2 separate regions of the Homo sapiens genome follow, and region 2 is linked to region 1. Evidence: read pairs that join two places in POLR2A ChIA-PET (ENCODE). Cell type or tissue: HCT116. All regions are shown on one strand. Region 1 overlaps NR3C2 (nuclear receptor subfamily 3 group C member 2). Region 2 overlaps NR3C2 (nuclear receptor subfamily 3 group C member 2).

Evidence for each region. Peaks named below come from ENCODE experiments on the same cell type or tissue, not always from the same donor. Only the 100,000 strongest peaks of a DNase experiment are listed, where the experiment ranks them.
Region 2: POLR2A ChIA-PET joins it to region 1 with 5 read pairs; 3 of 35 experiments call an interaction of 5 or more read pairs at or near these places.

Annotation. Positions count from the first base shown.
Region 1 is chr4:148,169,786-148,172,285 of GRCh38, reverse strand. All of the region lies in intron 4 of NR3C2 (nuclear receptor subfamily 3 group C member 2), which reads left to right. Among named protein-coding and RNA genes, the nearest start is that of NR3C2, 270 kb to the left of the region's middle. In HCT116, no CTCF peak of the experiment used is centred here; a DNase peak (open chromatin) is centred at 1,335.
Region 2 is chr4:148,223,801-148,226,300 of GRCh38, reverse strand. All of the region lies in intron 3 of NR3C2 (nuclear receptor subfamily 3 group C member 2), which reads left to right. It overlaps LOC102724672 (a long non-coding RNA gene), which reads right to left. Exons shown (of 5, transcript XR_007058324.1): 4 at 1,252-1,420; 5 at 35-1,157. Among named protein-coding and RNA genes, the nearest start is that of NR3C2, 220 kb to the left of the region's middle. In HCT116, no CTCF peak of the experiment used is centred here; no DNase peak of the experiment used is centred here.

The DNA.
Region 1 (2,500 bases):
ACAATGGGGTGTTGGGATAGCTGTTGCTGCTGTTAAGGCAGGAATTTCAATCCTGGTTTGATGGTTTGTAGTGAACTTTGAACCTCATTAGGTTTAAGGTAAAAGAAAATTAGGATGAGTTGACTTACAGTAAAGGAGGGACAAATAAGCCCCCGAGACAAATGTAAAAACACAAAGAATAAGAGGTAATAGAAAGAAAAGAAAACCAAGAATGAAGCAAACCCGACACGAGTAGGTTAAGATGAAAGGTTTAGTTGAGGAGCTTAGTGCAGTAAACTCCCAGGGATTATCAACTAAATTATTATTGGATTCCATAGTTTCTAGAATACATGTAATCCAAGGTCAGAGTCAGGAATCTGTACTGATTTCAGGTGGGAGGAACACCTGTCTTCCCAGGAACTTCAAGATTGACAGGAAGCCTCAGCCCTTGTCTGGGTGGCCACTTGAGTAGAGTGGAAATAAGCAGTGCTGTGTTTAAGACCGTGAACACAAAGACAGTGGTGTAGCTCCACCTCTGGGAAATAGAGAAGCCTTCCAGCTGAAAAAAGAGAGCATTATCAGGCAGGACCTATAAGGCAGCAATACTGGGTCCCTGACCTGTTAGGAACTGGGCCGCACAGCAGGAGGTGAGTGATGGGCAAGTGCCGCCTTCTGTCAGATCAGCAGCCACATTAGATTCTCATAGGAGCACGAACCCTATTGTGAACTGCACATTCAAGGGATCTGGGTTGTGCATTTCTTATGAGAATATAATGCCCGATGATCTGAGGTGGAACAGTTTCATCCCAAAACCATCCTCCCCATCGCTGTCCAAGGAAAAAATGTCCTCCACAAAACCAGTCCCTGGTGCCCAAAAGGTTGGGAACCACTGCTATAAGGCATTCATCCCTGATAAAAATGTGTGCCTAGATAACTGGGGAGTGTGAAGCTGCACTCGTGATTGAAGTAACTCTGTAGAGCTCATACCTGGAAATTCCTTCACATTGCAGTCATGTTTAATTGTGCACTTAAATTGGCATGGAATAGGGAAAGAGGTGCAACTTTCAAAGATGAGACATAGACCATAAACCTAGGGGTGTGGACCTTTTTACCTCCAGGTGGTGTCAGCAGGAAGTCGACGCTTGGGGACCAGTAGCAGCAACACAGCTGAAGGAAGTGTGCATTTAGGGGAAGCCCTGTTCTGTCACAGGAACAAATATTCTTTTTAACGGATGGCTAGTAAGGAAGCCTGTTGTGGAAATCCCAGTTTGAATTTTGATTTGAGTGTGAATGTTGAGATCAACCAGTCATTACTCATTTTTTTATGAGTGTAATAACATTCAGGATATGTGCTTGTCAGTCAGTACATACACCCTTTGGGTGTGGCAGGGTACTTGGCCATGTCTTGTGATAATAAACCTGATATTATGATTACACTAAACTTTGGATATTTCTCTAGTGGACTGTGTACTTGTGCTTGTGTTTCTTGTAAATTATGTTTGTAGATTAAAAGTGTGGCCCTACTACTAAGACTTTGGCGTCTAGGAAACTAAATGTAAGTTTTAAATAAACATATTTAAAACATATTCCAATCTCTTACAATACCCATGACATATTTATGGAATATTTTTATAGAATTCACCCATCTATAAAGCATGGGGGTAGGAAGTGAATGCTCCATCGAAGGGGAGTGGCCAGTCCAGGTCGAGCTGTTTGTTGCCATGCCAAAGGGAGTGGCCAGTTTCAGGCCTAGGCCTATTTGTTGCAGGTATTGCCAGATTCAAAAAAAATTTTTTTTCAAGCAGTGTCAGAAGTGCAAATGTTTGTGTGAAATATGCTAAATTTTGAAAGATGAAAATGAATTTTTTTATTATGCTGAGTTCACTTTTGAGTTTATGACTTCTGTTATTAAGGAAACTAACTTTAGGAGCATAATGAATTAGCATGCTTCTTATTTCAGTTTTCATTTGATTGTTTTTTATATACCCAAGATATTTCATGATCTTTCTAGTTCACTATTCTTGCTTTAACAACTTCCTTAGTATAGACCAGTGAATCTCAACCAGGGGTGATTTTACCCCTGGAAGGGACATTTGGCAAAGTCTGGAAATATTTTTTATTGTCACAATTGGAGGTTGGGGATTGCTACTGGCATCTTTTGGGTAGAGGGCCAGGAATGCTGCTAACACTGTACAATACACAGGACCATTTCTACACAAAGAATTATCCACCCCAAAATGTCAATGAAGTTGAGAAACCATGGTGTAGACCGAATTTTTAATATCTGTCCTTTCCCTCCCTCCCTCTCTTCCTTCCTGTTAACAAATAATCTTTTCTCAGTTTCTCTCTTTCTCCTGCTTTCTGTAATCTCATTCAGAACCTTTAGGTTGATAGTTCTCAATTCTAAAGTGCAGGAAAAATCACATGGGAAGTTTGTTAAAAATGAAGACTCCCAGCCTCCACTTGTAGATACTCTGCCATGTGTACTTTGGGCAGCCCAAGATTCTGCATCTTGAGTAAG
Region 2 (2,500 bases), 54 kb before region 1:
AGTTTCCTAGTGGTGGGCGGGGATTGGCTGGAGAGAGCACAGGGTAGCTTTCTTGGCTCAGGGAAACATTTATCCAGACTTACTATATTGTACGATACATTTTACCTCAGTTAAACAAAAGGCCCAGAGTGGAGCATAATGTCTGGTTTTGATTAAGATCTTACTGAAATTTTGAGGTGTTAACATTCATGTGTACAAAGCTTTCAGCAACTTTTTTTGTGATAGGTGCCTTAAGGAAATTGTACTGTGTTATTATTTTCTGATTACACATATCTTAGGAAAGCATAAAGGCTTATATTTTATTTAAATGTTATTAATATATTATGCATTACAGATATCTGAAAATGTCTACTCTTAGTTAAGTAAACTTCTGTGTAAAGATAGGACATTTATGAGTAAGTCCTTGTTGAAAGAGGAAAAATGACCCAGTGAGTGATACAGTCGAGTGCCAGATGTTTGAGTAAGAGTGTGAAAACATTAGGATTATAATCTCCAAGATGAATCTGCTGTTAAGTACCTTGCCTTGATTTCATTTCCTTAGGAATGTGGTTTTTGTTAATAAAAAATGTTTTTCTTGTGTTTTTATAGTGACATTTTTCTGCAACTTAGTAACTCCATTACTAGTACAGAAGAGATATTGAGATTTTTCTTTTCAAAAAAGCTCTAATTATTTCAAAATTATTCAAATTTTAATATCCATAAATTATCTGTAATTCATTAGGAGATGATGGGAATAAATATTTTCTAAATGAATATTTGTGTCAGTTTCAGGAAAGAAAAAATTAAACTCCTACAGAATTCATAACATTGTTATGTATAAACTTGAAAACAAAGTTCTAAAGATGAGGGAATTTATGTTTTTATATGTGTCTTTTGAGGCATGATTTTATGTTGTTTCATAATGAATTATATTAGCAAACATTAACTCATATTTTCTGATAGGTAGGAGGTAGATAAACTTTTCTAAAAACTCATACAATTTTATAAACCACTCTTTCACCTGTCATTCAGCAGAAAGCGCCGTCAAATTCCCAAACCTCAATATGTTTCCTATAGTCCAGCCAGAACCATACAGATTTGGTAACAGGATTCTCTAGCTTCTTGAGTAAGCTAGGGTTGAGAGTCAGAGAGACTGCATTCTAGTTAAGCCAGGAGGCCTACAGGAGAAAGAGAGGAATAATAAATGGTTCATCTGCAGTATTTTCATGTCTTCTAGTTTGTCCAGGGAAGATTTAAAGTTCCAGTTCTTACATGGCATCCTCGCTGAAGTTATAATTCCTTAATGCTTACTTCCTAATAATAAGCTGCTCTTTGTTCATCAGTTTTGCCTTGCTGCAGCAGAAAGAGGAAATAACTTGAATAAAATGGAAATAAGATTTTGAAATCCCAACTCCAGGAGTTTTTTCTGGATGTAGCTTTCCTGAAATAAGAAGGAAAATAAACATTTGTTAATTTCCTTCATCCAGTCAGGCCTTATCAGATGTAATGTTTCTTCTACTCCTTATAACAATCCTGTAAGTTAGATATTGTTATCAGTATTACCATTTAAAAAATGAAGACATTCAAGTTGTTGCTTTCAGAAGCTTCACAGTTTTCTAAGACATGGCAGAGCTGGGATTCTAACCCGTATTGTTCCACTTCAAAGCCCAAACATTTTCCCACACACCACACTATTTCTTGAAGGTTAGAGTCTGCTGAAATTCATAAACAGTGAACAAATGTAAAATGATCTCCAGCTATGGAATACTAATACTGGCTTTGCCATAGACTTGAGAGAGCTTCGTTTTTCTGTGTCCCCACAATGTAATGCTGCCTCACTCGTTCTAACTGGAGAGAAACATTCTGCACACTTATGTGACAAACATTTATTTAGTGCTTGCTTTGAGCTTTACTGTGTGTAGCGCTGAGGAAATGAAATAGACAAAATCATTGTGCTTTGAATGTCATATCATGAAATAGTGTAACACATTCTATTTTGACTAATGTGTGTATGTATATAGATATTCTTTTATAAAATCTTTAAAATTCAATTTTTCTCTTAGTCATAAAATTCTTGACTCTCTAGCTCATTTATTTACTGCAAGATAACCTGCTTCTTCCTGAGATTAGGGATTTGCATGTTGTCTATGCTAGTTTGGTCTTTTTCCTCTGTTTTTTTTTTTCTTTTTCTTTGCACATTCTTTCTCTGATCCCTATTCTTCCCACCTAACTTGAGATTCTTGACTCTCTGGTCTTTTCCCTTTTTCACTTAATCCCTTTAGTACATTGAGTCAACATATGTTTGTGAATGTCTCCCAAATCAACATCGTCAACACCTTGTTCTCTCTAGCTTCAGTTTTTAGGTTCTATATGTTCATTTGCCTATAGGATCTTCCCATGCCTATATTTTACAGGTACCTAAAACATAACAAGATGAAAATTTAACTTCTAAGCCTTCCTGCAAACTTGGCAGTTCTTCCCAACTTTCACATCACTGTTAATGATAACATCACGATTATTT